2 separate regions of the Homo sapiens genome follow, and region 2 is linked to region 1. A link is a loop called in an ENCODE intact Hi-C map of the cell type or tissue named here. Cell type or tissue: mesothelial cell of epicardium. All regions are shown on one strand. Each heading gives the region's core, and the rest is flanking DNA. Links, peaks and the distances in the headings are about the cores only.

Evidence for each region. Hi-C counts contacts between places; a loop is a spot of excess contacts. Peaks named below come from ENCODE experiments on the same cell type or tissue, not always from the same donor. Only the 100,000 strongest peaks of a DNase experiment are listed, where the experiment ranks them.
Region 2: a loop joins it to region 1, with 29 times the contacts of the local background. A loop is called at or near these places in 1 of 110 quality-filtered maps.

Annotation. Positions count from the first base shown.
Region 1 is chr4:26,007,583-26,015,917 of GRCh38, reverse strand. No RefSeq gene overlaps it. Among named protein-coding and RNA genes, the nearest start is that of LINC02357, 59 kb to the left of the region's middle. In mesothelial cell of epicardium, for the core only: no CTCF peak of the experiment used is centred there; no DNase peak of the experiment used is centred there.
Region 2 is chr4:25,569,863-25,578,197 of GRCh38, reverse strand. No RefSeq gene overlaps it. Among named protein-coding and RNA genes, the nearest start is that of SLC34A2, 82 kb to the left of the region's middle. In mesothelial cell of epicardium, for the core only: no CTCF peak of the experiment used is centred there; a DNase peak (open chromatin) is centred at 4,008.

The DNA of each region.
Region 1 (8,335 bases), core at 263-8,262:
TCCTTGAAGGCTTTTACTAAATAATGTTTACAATCCATGCATGTTGGCCAAACTGCTAGCTACAGCTTTGCCTCCTGACAACTTTTCTTCCCTTCATTTGTGAGAGGCAAGGAATTATGGATTCAAAGCGGGCCGTGGCTACCAGACCTTTGATCTTCTGGGTCTCAAGTGGTCAGAGAGTCCCAGAAGGCTCCACACACAAGCCCCTGGGCACCTCAGGGAAAGGCAGATGTGTCTCTCATGCATGCCGGTCATCCCATCTGCTAATGACTTCCCTCCTTCCTAATGGTCTTCTCTTTGCCTCAGAATCCACAGCAAGTTGCATTCCTGACTGGAGATGTCAGGGGGACCTCGTGTGAACTGCCAGCACTGAATCGTTTCTGAGGTTGGAAGAAATAGTTGGGAGGCTGCCCTCACCTTCCAGCTTGGAACTGGGCTGAATGCAGTCCTATGGCTCACTCCGCAGGCCACCCGCTTGGCTGGGACACAGCTTTGGCAAGCCTTGCTCCTGGCAGGCTGGACTCATGAGAACCCTGGCATTTCAGAGCGTGTGTCAGGGCATGTGGAAGGAGAATGCAGTGTGGTCACAGGGTAAGCCAAGACCGGGGAGATGGCCTGCATGATAAGAGGGGAAGTGGACCCAAGGGGGTTGGGAGTCAGAATTTCTGAACCCTGAAATCATCTCTGTGAGGCACTGGGGAGTGTCAACTCTGAGGATGATGAGGGGAACTGTGGGCCCTACGTTGCCCCCCCAAAGCCAATGACAAGCATTTGGCTCAGTGATATGAGCTGATCGATGATTCAGCCAACATCTCCTCCTCCAGGAAGATTTCTCGGGTTACCCCATTAGCTTTTCTGCTGGTAACTGCCACTAAGACTCCCACCCCAGGAAGGGATGATCTCCGCTAAGTTATTTCTGCCACTAAATTCTTCCCATGAGATCCTGTCAAAAATTATGGAAACTGAAGCTTAAACAAGAGAGGGCTTTTCACCTACTGCTTGAGCTGAGAGTTCCCACCTCCCTGGCAGAATGCCATGTGACACAGAACCTTTGAACCCATGTCTCGAAAATGGTACCAGAGGCCATGAACCTCCCTCAGAATGACATTTTCCAGGCTTCTTGTCCTCTCATAGTACAGATCCAAGTGCCTGTTGGTCCCTAAGAGGGGAGGAAAACTTCCGTCTGCCCAAACTAAGACCCTGTTCTTTTCTTGACCCATGGGAGTATTCACGGCCTGTAGGAGAAACCCATTCAGCAAGTGATTCACTGGCCCATTGATCCATTGATCTGCTGATCTATTGCTTGCATGCAAAGCCCCATTCCACCTGCTGGGCTTGTCCCCCTGCCTCATATAAGACACAGCTAATGCATTTCTAAAGCCTGGGTTTGCTGGTCTTAAATGACACCATATGGTGGTCACAACATCCTGGCCCAGGCTAAGTCCTGGTCATAGTTTTTCCTCTGACATTAGGAGTGAAAAGTCCAGGCTCTCCGTCCCTCTGCTACGGATGTCCCCTCAATCTCCTGTGGGCAAAGAAAGGGCAAGGGCACAAGTACTTCCAAGAAACAAACAATGATTTCCAGTTGTGATGCTGCATAAATACAGATTGAGGAAGGAAAAGGTTCTCTAACTCAGCAAGGAGATAGTGCTGGGAGTACTCCCAATTTGCATAATAGATAGAGTACTTCTCAGTCTGCCTTTCAGCTGCTTCATGATGTTGGACCCCTCCTCCCCAGTGGTGGGTAAGCACTTTCATTAGGACTAAGAGGTCTTCCCGAGTGCTCCCTCTCAAAAGCAATAGAGAGTGTGCCTCACCAACATAGAGTTTCCTGGATCAAAAACTTCCTACAAACTGGCAGATTTTCCAACTTCAATAATTTAACACCTGCTAGTACTTGTTACAACTATGTATTCTGTGCCAGGCATGGAGCTGAGTGCTTTACATATGGGACCTTGTTTAATTCTCACAGTCATCCTGGAAAGTGGCTTCTATTTTTACTTCTGTTTAACAGATGAGGAAGCGAAGGTTCAGAGAGGTTATATTGTTCAAAGTCCCACAATGAGTGAGTGAACCAGGATTCAAACCCTTGTCAGACTCCAAGCCCATGCTCTTAGCCATCACACCATATGACCTCCAAAATGGAGCCCCGTCACCAAGTGCAGGAGAACCACACATCCTGGGATTTCCAAGTCCCTACACATTTAAAATGTCCTGTGGCTTTTTGTCATAAAAATACTTGAGCTTGTCAGATGAGTATCTTGATTTGAGGTTTGACAATATATTCACCCAAACTGTTTTCCAAACTCGCTTCAGCAATGCCTTACGTCATGGGGCTTTTAAAAGCACAGATCCAAGCATCTTGCCCCAAACCTATTAAAAGTCAGACTCTCCAAGGGAGGATCCAGGGAATCTGTATTTCTAAAACAAATTCCCAGGATGATGCCTATGACGCCTATGAGCTACAATGTGTGAGCAACTGTTTCCATGCTTGATGGAGTGAGAGGAATAAAACCTGCTTAAGAAATGGTCCTTAAATTCAAAAAACACATATTTCAGTAAGGGGGCAAGATAGAGTCAAATACCAAAGTGTGCAACAGCTAAATAACAAGCTGTATAGTCCTAACTATGGAACAATTCAGAAAAGGGGTAAATCATGAACTAGAAAAATCAGAGAAGGCTGCACAGAAGAGGAGGGACTTGAAGTGGGCTGTGTAAGATTTGGAGGAGGGAGAAAGAAGAGAGAAGGGTATTCCAGACAGGAAGAGCACAAAGAGCAAAAGTCTTGAGGGGAGAATGAGCTTGATATTTTTTTATGAAGCAGGGAGAGGGTCAGCCCACCAATCTGGGGGATGGAGAGAGAACGTGCAGGAAGGAAGTTAGCCTAAGCAGGGCAGGTTCTGGCACGAGGTTGGTTTAGGTGTGGGTAGCACAAGGGAGCCACTGTGGGCTCTAGAGCAAGTACTCACATGATAAAGGGTGATTAAGTTAAGGTAGAGCCTGAGATGGTGACAGGAGAATTAGCCAGATCCCTGCTCTCCAGCTCTTTGAAAACAGATGAGAGACTGCACCAGAGAACACCCAGGAGTGTCCTAAATCTGGGGGTCCCCTGAGGCCTTAGGGGAGGGATCCTTTCTTGGCACCCGATTCTGCAAAAGCTATCTTCAAGTGAGGTGTTGGGCTGAGAAGGAGGCATTTGGAGAATGGGGTTGTGAGGTTGTGCACACCTGTTTCCTAAATGGAGCAGTGAGTGAGGGAAGGAGACAGTACACACACACACACACACACACACACACACACACACACACCCCAGAGGGGGAGGCTCAGACAAAGCCAGAGAGCAGTGGAAATTCTGCATAAGCTATCTTAAGCAATTTGATGTGAGTCTAAATTATTTTGGCACCAAAGCATGATAGACCATATGGAGAGAAAAAAGTGTGCAAAAAGAAAGGTTGAAAAACATTTTTTTACAAAATAAAGAAACAAGGGCTCATACAGAAAGAAACCAAGAGTCTGGCCTGATGGCCCTGATATATAGCAGAGTTTAGTCAAATCTTTCTGTAAAAAAGTGAGACATTCTGAGGAACCAGCTTCACTGGGTTGCAATAATTTTATGTGCCAAATAAATGGTCCTAATTATAAGAGAGAGAATTGGTCGAGACTGTTGGTTTGAGGGAACTCAAGTTCAGAGCACTTCAAGACAAAAGGGAAAGGCGCTGGCTCACGTAGTAGAGTAGTCTCGCTTCAGGCACAGCTCAATCCAGGGCACTCTTGTGATATAATCAGGATATTCTTTGCCCATATCTCAAATTTGCTTTCCTCAGTGTGCCCTCACTTCTTGACACTTTTTCCATGTTGCAGAAAACCTGATGCTCATTGTCTCCAGCCATGGTCCGTCAGAAGGAGAGAAATCCTCCCTCTCCCAAAGCCCATTTTGTTCCTTTGCCCACTCTTGGACCCATCACTGTGTCAGGTAAATGGGGTACTCGGGTTGGCCAACCTGAGTTTTATGGCTCCTCAGGTGGTGGGAAGGCAGTTCCCCTTGATTGACAGCCCATCAGATTTCCAAAGTGTTGGGAGGAAGAAAAGTCTCCAAGAGGAAAAAATGTGGCACAGAAAAGAGAGTTAGATATTGGTGATAGTGCTACAGGAGTTCAGTGTCCAGAGAAATGCTCTCTAAGGAGAATAGTCATGGAAGACTTCCCCAGGGAAGTGTGATATGTGTTCAGCCTCAAAGGGCAAAGAGAACTTGGGTCTTGGGAGGAGACAATGTGGTGTTACAGCAAAACGCATGGCTTGGGCAAAGACACTGCAGGAGTCCTTGCTCCTAAAAGATTTCCACCAATCTCTGGTTATATTCAAATGTCAATTTCCTCTCACTGTCCCTTTGTGTGCTTAATTAATGGTGGTATTGAGGCTGAAGAGAGCAGCATTGGGGGTTCTGTCTGTACTTAAGAGGCAAGATCACTTAGGCATGGTGGCTCACTCCTGTAATCCCAGAACTTTGGAAAGCTGAGGTGAGAGGATCACTTGAGGTCAGAGTTTGAGACCAGCCTGGGCAACATTAACTGTGTTGACCCCATCTCTACGAATACATATATGTGTGTGTATATATATATATACATATATACATATAAATACACACATACAGACAGACACACACACACACACACACACACATATATATATATATATATATATATTTAAATTAGCTGGGTATGGTGACTCTTACCTAGTCCCAGCTATTCAGGAGGCTGAGGTTGGAGGATCTCTTGAGCCCAGGAATTGGAGACTGCAGTGAGCTATGATCATGCCACTACGGTCTAGCTTGATGACAGACCAAGACCCTGTCTCAAAAAAAGAAAAAAAAAGACAGGATCACTTATTTCTCTTAGGTCATGAAATAAAAGGGAACCAGTCCCAAAAAATGCTGGGCAAAATGAGAGGCTGTCCTCATTTCCCAATGCACAGAAGACTCTACACTCCTGGAAACCACTAACCATGTTGGACACAGCCAAGTTCAATGTGATCACTTCCCTTCAAGGGTCCTACATCAGTGCCTTGGGTGGCAGTCACATTTGTCCTCTAAGTGATCCCATTTATATCAATCAAAAGCTACTTCCCTCATTTCCCACTCACTCAGCTGGGGCTTGGTGAAGAGTCTCTGTCCCCAGCTGTGGGGGTTCTGGGTGGTCTTGCAAAAGGAGAGGCTGATCCAGTCTTGTTGGTCCTGGCTCACATGCACTCACTCATTCACTGATTACTTATTGAGACTTTGTCATATGTAAGGCACAGTGCTAAGCCTAGGTGCTGAAGAGACAATTCAACATAGTCTTTGCCCTTAATGAGCTGTTTACTGGGGAGAGAGATGTGTGGTAGATAAAAAACACGTTTGCTACTGAAGATCCCCACCTATTTGGAGATAATTGTTCCTTCCTTGCCTCATTCATCTGTTTTACCAAAGACTGTTAATCACAGATCCTATCTCTCTCTGCACCACAATCGTTGGCTCAGGCACAGGCAAATGAAGCAATCTGATTAAAAAAAAAAAGAGAGAGAGAGAGAGAGAGAACATCTTTATTGGGATTTTTCAAGCTTTAGTCTGCAGGTGCCATGTTCTTTTCTTGTTTTTCATGATGATTGGAGGATGTGACATGTAATGGTATGATGAGATATTTTTCAATTAAAATTCTGAATTTAGAGCATATAAAAACATAACCATTTTTAAAATGTTGATTTTGCATCCAGCAATCTTGTTTAACTCACATATTCATTTGAATAATCTGACAGTGAATATTCCTGGGGTTTGGGAGGAGGGATTTCTATGCAGATAATTGTATTGCCTGCATATAAAAAGTCTCACCTCTTCTCTTCCAAGTATTAAGCTGCTTATTTATTTTCCAGCTTTGCCTTAGACAGGAACTCCAGTACTGAATAGTTGGCTGAGAGTGGGCATCCTTGTCTTGTTTCTGATTTTAATGCAAATGATTCACAGGTTGCACAATTAATATAGTGCAGTCATAAAAAAGAAAATCTTCAAGATGTATGAACTGAAATTTGTATGTATTTCTTATAACATTTTTATACCAATGGTAGCATACTGCACACATTGTTTTGCACATTACTAAGCCTATACATATATGCTTGCATACGGTTTGAATATCTGTGGATGAATACAAACGAAACTGGAAACATAAGCAATTTCCAGGGAAGGAACTGGGTAGGTGGAGTGTGTGTATGTGGCGGGTAGTAGGGGTTATATTTACCTCAAAGTATCACTTTAGCTGTATACTTGTTTGATATGTAATCATTTGAATGCTCTTCAGTTCAAAATATTTTCTGTTTCATTATGATTTCCCTTCTAACCCATCTGTTGTTTAGAGTGCATTTTTTAGTTTCCAAACTTTTGGAAGTTTGACATTCAATTTAATTGCAATGTGAACAGAGAATGTAGACCTTATTATTTTATCTCTTTGAAAATATTGTGATCTAACATATGATCACTTTTTAAGTGTTCCACATGTATCTGAAAATAATGTGTATTCTTCATTTAATGGATACAGCATTTTATATAGATTTTAAAGTGTTTAATGTTTTTGTTTAAATTTAAATTCTAAATATTTTTGTCAGCTTTATATAACATTTTTAAAAGATCAGTTAAAATTTTCCATTATAACAATTTTTTCCCATTTTTTCTAGTAATTTAGTCAGTTTTGCTTTTTATATTTTGAGGTTACATTGGTAAGGCCATGTAAGTTTATTACTACTATACATTCTTAGAAAGTCATTTCTTTTAATGTTCTATATCATCCCTTTGTTGCTATTACTTTTTTTACATTAAACTTTATTTTGTCTGACTTAACTATTATAATCTCAGCATTATTCTTGTTAGTATTTGTACAATATTGTATATCTTTTTCTCTACCTCTACTACAATTTTGCTATGTGGCTTTGACAGTATGCCCCAGAATTTTAAAAACTTTAATCTGATAATCCCTACATCTTTATCAATGAATTTATTCCATTTACATTTATTGTAATTACTGATCTACTTGAAGCAATTCCTACCATTTTATTTTGCACTTTCTATTTGCCGTTCATTTTCTTTGTTTCCTTTTTTCCTTCCATTTACTCTGCTGCATTGATAAAGTTTTCTATTACCTTTATAATTCACACAAAATAAATCTGAAGTCATTCCATATTTCTGTGCTCATTTAAATCATGAAAAGAAACATAAACACATTATAATTATCATCTTACTTATCTTGTTATTGTCAGCTAAGTTTTATCTCTTCTTTAAAAATTAATAATTTTTGGCCAGGCTTGGTGGCTCATGCCTGTAATCCCAGCACTTTGGGAGGCCGAGGTGGGCAGATCACTTGAGGCCAGGAGTTCAAGACCAGGCTGGCCAACATGGTGAAACCCCATCTCTACTAAAAATACAAAAATTAGCCAGGTGTGGTGGCACACGCCTGTAATCCCAGCTACTTGAGAGGCTGAGACAGGAGAATCCCTTGAACCCAGGAGGTAGAGGTGGCAGTGAGCTCAGATAGTGGCAGTGAGCTGAGATAGTGCCACTGCACTCCAGCCTGGGTGACAGAGTCAGACTCCATCTCAAAAAAGAAAAAAAAAAAAAAAAAGAAAAAAGAAAAAAAGAAAGAAACAAAAGAAAAAAATTAATAATTTTTATACTTCATAATTAAGTTTACCAAACAGATGATCAAGTCCTCACTGTTTCTTGACTCCTATGCCTTCCCTTTTAGTTAATTTTTCTTCTTGTGGAAATACATACATTAATAATTTTTAAAATGAATGTCTATGGGTAATATATGTCTTTTAATTTTCGTGCACCAAAACATTTCTTAATTTAGCTGGAAATAAAATCTTAGGTTGTCATTTATTTTCCCTCATTACTTTGAACATATTTCTCTACAGTGAGAAGCATTACAGAGCAGTAAGTATGAGCATTTGGAGCCAGATCAGCTCAGTTTGAGTCCCAGCTTCTCTACTTACTAGATGCAAGACCTTGGACAAGAACCATTAAACTTCCTTTTGGCTCAGTTTCCTCAACTGTAAAAAGGGGATAATAAGAATCCCATCTCACAGAATTGTTGTGAAGATTAAATTAGTTAATATGCATGAAGTACTTTGCATTATGCTTGGGACATAGTACCATTTAAGTGTTAGCTGTTGTTATTACTATCTCTGACTTCATTGTGGCTCATGAGAAAATTACCATCAGTCTAACTGTGCTTCATTGTTAGATAATCTAATTCTTCTCTCTGATTGCCTTTAAGATTTTCTTGGGGGGAGGGACAGTATTAGGAGATATACC
Region 2 (8,335 bases), core at 11-8,010, 440 kb after region 1:
AATTCCACGTCAGCCTCACTCCCACCCTAATTTGATCTCGTGCAAGTGCCCTAACCTAAGTTGGTGTTTTTTTTGTTTGTTTTTGTTTTTTTGAGACAGATTCTCCTCGCTCCGTCACCTAGGCTAAGTGCAATGGCACCATCTCAGCTCACTGTAACCTCTGCCTCCTGGATCCAAGCAGTTCTCCTGCCTCAACCTCCCAAGTAGCTGAGACTACAGGTGTGCACCACCACCCTGGCTAATTTTTGTACTTTTTGTAGAGATAGGGTTTCACCATGTTTCCCAGGCTGGTCTCGAACTCCTGGCCTCATGTGATCCACCCACCTCAGCCTCCTACGGTGTTGGAATTACAGGCATGAGCCACTGCACCCAGCCACAGATTCACGTCCTTAACTTAAACGCAGAGTTCACAGAATTGTAAGGGGGAAAAGATATTTAAATATTTACTGAGAGCACAATGGTGCACACCTGTAGTCTCAACTACTTAGGATTTGAAGCGGGAGGATCACTTGAACCCAGGTGTTCGAGGCCGGCTTGGGCAGGCAACATAGTGAGACCCTGTCTCTAAAAAACAAAACAAAGTATTTCCTGAGTACCAAGCCCTGTTTTAAGCAACGGGGACATGCAGTAAACAAAACAAAAGTCTGCCTTCATGGAGTTTATAACTGAGAGGGCAAGATGAACACTCAACACACACAGAAGTCAAAGCAGAGTGTATCAGATGGTGGTGAGAAGGGAGTGGGGAGAGTCGGGGAGGCCGCTGTTTTATTTAGGGCGGTCCGGGGAGGCTCATGTTAAGAAGACGTGAGGCAGGGCTGGGCGCAGTGGTTCACGCCTGTAATCCCAGCACTTCGGGAGGCCAAGGCGGGCAGATCACAAGGTCAAGAAATCGAAACCATCCTGGCCAACATGGTGAAACCCCGTCTCTACTAAAATACAAAAATTAGCTGGGCGTGGTGACACAGGCCTGTAGTCCCAGCTACTCAGGAGGCTGAGGCAGGAGAATCGCTTGAACCCAGGAGGCGGAGGTTGCAGTGAGCCAAGATCATACCGCTGCACTCCAGCCTGGGTGACAGAACAAGACTCTTGTCTCAAAAAAAAAAAAAAAAAAAAAAAAAAAAAAACACACCAGCTGTAGTGGCTCATGCCTGTAATCCCAGCACTTTGGGAGGCCAAGGCAGGCAGATCACCTGAGGTCAGGAGTTCGAGCCCAGCCTGGCCAGCATGGTAAAACTCTGTCTGTACTAAAAAATAAAAAAGACATGAGGCAGTCATGCAAATATCTAGGGGAAAAGGATTCCTGGCAGAAGGAACAGCAAAAGCAGAGCCCCTGAGGCAGGGACTTTTTGTGGATTTCACGTCACGAGGAGACCAGTGTAGCAAGCAGGGGTGAAGAGGTGTTCAAATAGGAGGATGCAGGAAATATCTGGTTTTCACCCGGAGTGAGCTGGAAAGCCATGGAAACGCTATGGTTGGCTTCTATTTGAAAGGTTTGCTTAGTCTGCTGTGAGAGAGGTTGGAAGGATCAACGGCCTGAAAAGAGAGACCAATTAGAGGCTACTGAAATAGTCCAGGCAGGAGATAATGGCTGTTTCAGTGTGACAATGGGGCGGAAGGACTGAGATGTGAATGGGAGAGGGGCACGTTTTGAAGGTAGGTTCAGCAGGATTTGTTGGAGTCTTAGCTGTTGGTATGAGAGAAAAGGGTCATTGATAACTGCAGTGTATTTGGCCCGAGCACCTAGAAGGATGGAGCTGCCACTAACTGAAATGAGCAAAACCACAGGAAGACTAGGATGGCAGAGAAGAAAACAAGAGTTCAGTTTGGGCTAAGTTTGAGAAGTCTATTGGATATACTGGTCTATTGGTTTGGATGTGCTCACCCAGGGACTAGGTACAGAGGGAGAAGAGAAGAGTTCAAGGACTCTGGGCTTAGACATCAAGGAGACGAGGAGAAGCAAAGAAGACCAGAAGGAGTGGTCAGTGGGGTAGGAGACAACACCAGGTACCCAATGAGTCTGTGCCACGGGTTGGCAAGTTGGCCCATTAAGGGGCACATAGTAAATATTTTTGGCTTTGTGGACTATGTGGTCTCTGTTGCCACCTCTCAACGCTGCCATTATAGTGCAAAAGCAGCCAAAGACAATATGGAAGTGAATGGACACGGTTGTTCCAGTAAAGCTTTACTGGATTTGGCCTGCAGGCTGTAGTTTGTCAAACCTTGGTGAATCTACATGGCGCCCATGAGCTGTGCAATGAGGAGAAAGAATGGTAGCCATGGTGTTCTGGAAGCCAAGTGGACAAAGTGTTGCAAAGGGGAGTAATCAGTGGTATCAAATGTGGCTGACAGTTTGAGTCAGATGAAGAAAGAGAAGCAGCCATTGACTATGGGAACACAGAGATCACAGATGGCCTCAGCAGGAGCACTTTTCCTGGAGTGGTAAGAACAAAAGCCTGATGAGAGTGAGCTCTAAATTGTAAGCATGGGCATGAGCAGAAACAACTCTTTCGAAGAGTTTTTTAGGACTCATTCAGTGGTGGAAACTGAGCATTTTTCCATTGTTTCAAGTAACTTGTGCTATTTGTACTTGTAAGAAAAAACAGCCCTTAGGATCTAGAGTTAAGTTAGAAGCCATCAAAATATGGTTAAGAGGCTGGGCACGGTGGCTCACGCCTGTAATCCTAGCACTTTGGGAGCCCAAGGCAGGCGGATAACTTGAGGTCAGCACTTCAAGACCAGCCTGGCCAACATGGTGAAACCCCTCGTCTCTACCAAAATTACAAAAATTAGCCAGGCGTGGTGGCGGGTGCCTGTAATCTCAGCTACTTGGGAGGCTGAGACAGGAGAATCTTTTGAACCCAGGAGGAGGAGGTTGCAGTGAGCGGAGATCGTACCACTGCACTCCAGCCTGGGTGACAGAGTGAGATTCCTTCTCTTTTTGTTTTTTAATTTTTTTTTTTTTCAGACAGAGTCTTGCTCTGTCGCCTAGGCTGGTGTGCAGCGGCATGATCTTGGCTCACTGCAGCCTTGAGTTTCCTTCTCAAAAATAAAATAAAATAAATAAATAAATATAAGGTTAAGATTTGATGGTGTGGTCCCAGGCATTATTTAGATGGGCCACTGTATTGCAGATCCCAAACACCCAATGCCTATTTATTTGTATGTTGCCCTGTGATAAAAAGTCTTTTTTTTTTTTTTGAGACAGGGTCTCACTCTGTCACCCAGGCTGGAGTACAGTGGCACGATCTTCACTTACTGCAACCTCCACCTCCCAGGTTCAAGCGATCCTGCCACCTCAGCCTCCCAAATAGCTGGGATTTACAGGCACGCACCACATCTGGCTAATTTTTGTATTTTTAGTAAACATGGAGTTTCACCATGTTGTCCAGGCTGGTCTCAAACTCCTGACCTCAAAGTGACCCGCCCGCTTCGGCCTCCCCAACCGCTGGCATTATAGGTGTGAACCACTGTGCCCAGCCTGAAAAAATCGTAAGACAAGTGTCTGCATCATGGTTAGAGGAAGTCCCTGCCGGGCCAAAATATTCCATTCTGAACTCGGATAGTAGCCTGCACATTCCTGCTGTCTACACAGCCAAGCAAGTTTTTCATTAACTGGGGTGAGTTATTGGCATGAGGATCCATCCACTGAAAAAGCCAAAATTTATGCCATACTTTGTTTCCCAGAGAGCCCAAACTATTTCATGTAAATTACCTCATTGATCTCCAAAGCCCTTGTGTGAGATTTAGAATTATTACTTTTTTTTCACCTTGACACCCAGTCTGTAGGGGGGCAATAAATATTACATTCTGCTGTTCATGATGCAGGACTGAGGACCATGCCAGTGAACTTCGAATTGTGGCTTTCGCATCTGAGCAGAGCCCTGGCGCGGGGAGCTGAGTAGGAGAGGACTGGTCTCACAGACCGCCCTGGGCATGTGTCCTGGGCACACTCAACCTCAGATCTTGCCTGCTTGTGGGATCACATGTGGCATCCTATGACCCTGCTTTCTTCTGTACACCCCTTGCCAACCACAAGTGGATTGGGAATGGGGCCCGTCCCCAGTAGCCCGTGTCTATGTCTGGCATAGCATCATGAGCTGGGGCCAATCCTCTGCCTCTCTCGGGAAAAAGTCCCCCATCAGACACAAGGAGATGAGAGGAGCAGACACACAGAGAGCCCCCATCACATTGATGGTGCAACCCTAAGGTGAAAATCCATGAATTTCTGAATGCAAGAGGTCCCTGGTGCTAGCTTGGATGCAGATGCCCTATAACTATGCTTCCAGGGAGTCTACGTCCTCTTGCACTTCCTGCTCCTAGCTTTCCATGAGATTCTGTCCTTATGATCATCACACACACACAGCCCTGGGACCAGCATTCTTTCTTTTTGAGGGAATTCCAGGAGAACTTTATTCCTTGTAACCAAGCACTTAGCTCCAACTCAGATGAAGCTGACCCACATCTACCAAGGCTTGGGAGCACCAAACAGCAAACTATTCAAGCAGCCTCTTGCTCTTGAAGTTCTGTCTGATTAAAAACAGGCAGTAGTTGGAAGGGGTGAAAGAGCGCCACAGCAAGGTGGGTATTTTGGTGAGCAGGCACCCTGGGGACTTCCTCTCTGGTTTGTTTTTCTTTCTTTTTTTTTTTTAAGAGACAGGGTTGGCAGGTGCTGTGGCTCACACCTATAATCCCAACATTTTGGGAGGCCAAGGTAGGAGGATTGCTTGAGCTCAGGAGTTCGAGGCCAAGCACGGGTGGCTCACGCCTATAATCCCAGCACTTTGGGAGTTTGAGGTGGGAGGATCAGTTAAGGTCAGGAGCTCGAGACCAGCCTGGCCAACGTGATGAAACCCTATTTCTACTAAAAATATATAAAAAAAAAATTAGCTGGGTGTGGTTGTGGGCACCTGTAATCCCAGCTATTTGTGAGACTGAGGCAGGAGAATCACTTGAACCCGGGAGGCGGAGGTTGCGGTAAGCCGAGATCCCACCACTACGCTCCAGCCTGGGTGACAGAGTGAGATTCCATCTTAAAAACAGACAAGGGCCGGATGTAGTGGCTCACGCCTGTAATCCCAGCACTTCGGGAGGCTGAAGCAGGCGGATCACCTGAGGTCAGGAGTTCGAGACTAGCCTGGCCAACATGGCAAAAACCCGTCTCTACTAAAAACACACGAAAATTTAGCCAGGCATAGTGGGGCGCGCCTGTAATCCCAACTACTCGGGAGGCTGAGGCAGGAGAATCTCTCGAACCTGGGAGGCAGAGGTTGCAGTGAGCCGAGATTGCGACATTGTACCTCAGCCTGGGCGACAAGAGCAAAACTCCGTCTCAAAAAACCAAAAACAAACAAATAAAACCTCTGATGAAAGGAGTTTGAGACCAGCCTGGACAACACAGTGAGACCCCAACTCTACAAAAAAATAAAATTAGCTGGATGTAGCGGTGCACGCCTGCAGGCCCAGTGACTCGAGAGGCTGAGGTGGGAGGATCTCTTGAGCCCAGGAGGTTGAGGCTGCAGTGAGCAATGATTGTGCCACTATACTCCAGCCTGGGTGGCAAACCGAGATGTTGTCCAGGCTGGAGTGCAGTGGTACCATCATGGCTCACTGTAACCTCAAACTCCTGGGCTTAAGCAATCCTCACACGTCCCAAGTAACTTGGACCACAGGCACATGCCACCATGCCTTGCTCCTGGTTTGTTTTTCTTCTTCCAAAAGTTCTGTATTATTCTAGGTCATCTCTGTTGTGTAGACCCAGAGACCCACCCTGCCCTAGCTCATCATTTGTTCATTTATTCAACATTCACTGGACACCTACTATGAGCCCAACACCCTAGGCACTGAGGCTACAAGAGTGAATAAGTCAGACCCAATCTCTGACCTTCAGGGCTACAGTGTAAAAAGAGAAACAGACGATTAAACAAGCAAGTGCATTATGATGTCCTGTGGCCTCAGAGAGGAAACTGGGTAGAGGAAACCCCAGGGCAGGCAAAGCAACTTCTTGTCTTGAGGAAGTCATGGGGGCTTCCTGGAGAAAGTGGCCCCTAAGCTGAGGCTTGACAGGGAGTTGGGGTTACTCAAGGAGGAGGCAGAAGGGTGTTGGAGGCAATGGAAGCCACACAACTGAGCAAAGGCCAGGCCAGGTCAAGGTCCCTGGAGCAATCGGATTAAAATGAGACACAATCCAGGGTCCCAAAATGCCCCAGTGGGAGAGGGGACAGCACATGCTCCCAAGTTCCTGTCTTACTCATAACATTTTTTATTCTAAATGAAGCTTAGGATCCAGTCAGTCCACCTCGGAGCAGACCTACATTTCCATCCTGAGCCCAGAGAATCTTTTGGCTGGAAACCAAAGCAAACCGAGAGCAGCTCATTCATAGGACCCCAGTTGACCACATCCACAGCAGAGAAAGGGGGGCTGCAGCCCATAGACTCGGGGCTATGCCTGCTGCCAGCACAGGAGAAAACACACCAGGGGCTGGAGACCCCAGGGGTCCCCCAGAAGAGGGGTGATGGTGTATTTCCCTAAGAGTTTTTTCTCCACCATATTTCCTGGATGTATCTCTGGGGTTGATTCCACACATCTCGCCAGCCCAGAATGGGGAGATCTGGCCTTTATGTGTCAAAGGATCTATGTAGCAATGGGGTTCAGCTTCTGCTCTGCATGGCTTTAGGGATTGCCAGCACGTGCTCCCCTTTTTCATCCCATCACAGTGAGCTACGATTATGTTTGGAGCAAGCCAAAAAAATTGCATTCCAGCCTGAGCCACAGAGTGAGACCCTGTCTTCAAAACAAACAACCAAACAAAAAATAGAGAGAGAGAGACAGGGTCTTACTATGTTGGCCAGGCTGGTCTGGAAGTCCTAAGTTCGTGCCTTGGCCTCCCGAAGTGTTGGGATTACAGGCATGAGCCACTATGCCTGGCCCCATCTCTATTTAAAAAAAAAAAAAAAAAAAAAAGAAGAGTGAAGCAGGCTGGGTCTGCATTAGAAACATCTGAAGTTCATACCATAGGTTAGTGAGGTGAAGACAGACCAGGTTCCATCCTAGGCTATAGGCCACAGAACTCAACTTACGTCCAATAAATGATCACTGTGTGCCAGGTAGTTACTATCATTATTATTCCCTTTTACAGATGAGGAAACAAAGGCCCAGAGAGGTCAAGTGACTTGCCCAAAGTCTCACAGCTAGGAAATGTAGAAGCTGAGATATGGATTCTGGTAATCTGCTACTAGAAGTCAAGGGTTAGAGGTCAGAACTGCATCGGTTTAAGTCCAGCTGGGAAATCTGATACACACACCTGGTAAGTGGGTTTTAAGGATGACATGCATCTTAAATAGCTCTTCATGGCTGCTCTTCAGGCAGCTGAGGCTCTGAAGAAAACTTAGCAGCTGGAATTGCAAATGTTTGTTGAATGAATTAATGACTGAACCAGGGTTATTTGGGGCCTCATCTTCCTTTCCACCTTCTTCCCTTGGCTTCTCTCTTAAAGGATTTTATCCTCCAAGACACTTCTTACCTCACTTGTCCACTCTGATAGCCAGTTCTTCCCCTCTCTGACCTCTCCCGTAATTCCCAGCCTCACTGGGACTCTGGGTTAAAGTTGTGGCTCTGCCACTCACTAGTTCTGTGACTTGGTGCAGTTTCTTTTCCTTTTTTTTTTTTTTTTCAGATGGAGTTTTGCTTTTGTTGCCCAGGCTAGAGTGCAATGGCACAATCTCGGCTCACTACAACCTCCGCCTCCCAGGTACAAGCAATTTTCCTGACTCAGCCTCCCATGTAGATGGGATTAGAGGTGTGTGCCACAACGCCTGGCTAATTTTTTTTTTTTTTTTTTTTTGAGACGGAGTCTCGCTCTGTCACCCAGGCTGGAGTGCAGTGGCACGATCTTGGCTCACTGCAACCTCTGCCTCCTGGATTCAAGTGATTCTCCTGCCGCAGCTTCCTGAGTAGCTGGGATTACAGGTGCCCGCCACCATGCCCAGCTAATTTTTGTATTTTTAGCAGAGACAGGGTTTCACCATGTTGATCAGGATGGTCTCGAACCCTTGACCTCAGGTGATCCACCTGCCTTGGCCTCCCAAATGCTGGGATTATAGGCATGAGCCACCATGCCCATCCAGAGTTGGTGCAGTTTCTTAACTCCTCTGAGTCTCTACTTTCTGGACTGCTAAAAAGAAGTCGATGGCCCTATCCTCTTAGACCAGTGGATCAAATAGAATAACGCAGAGCATTGCTTGACAGCATGACTGTGCCCAGCTCATAGGAGGTATTTGCTCCCCTCCTCTTTAGCTTTCAAGCATAATAAACCTTTGGACTTTCCCTCTATCAATC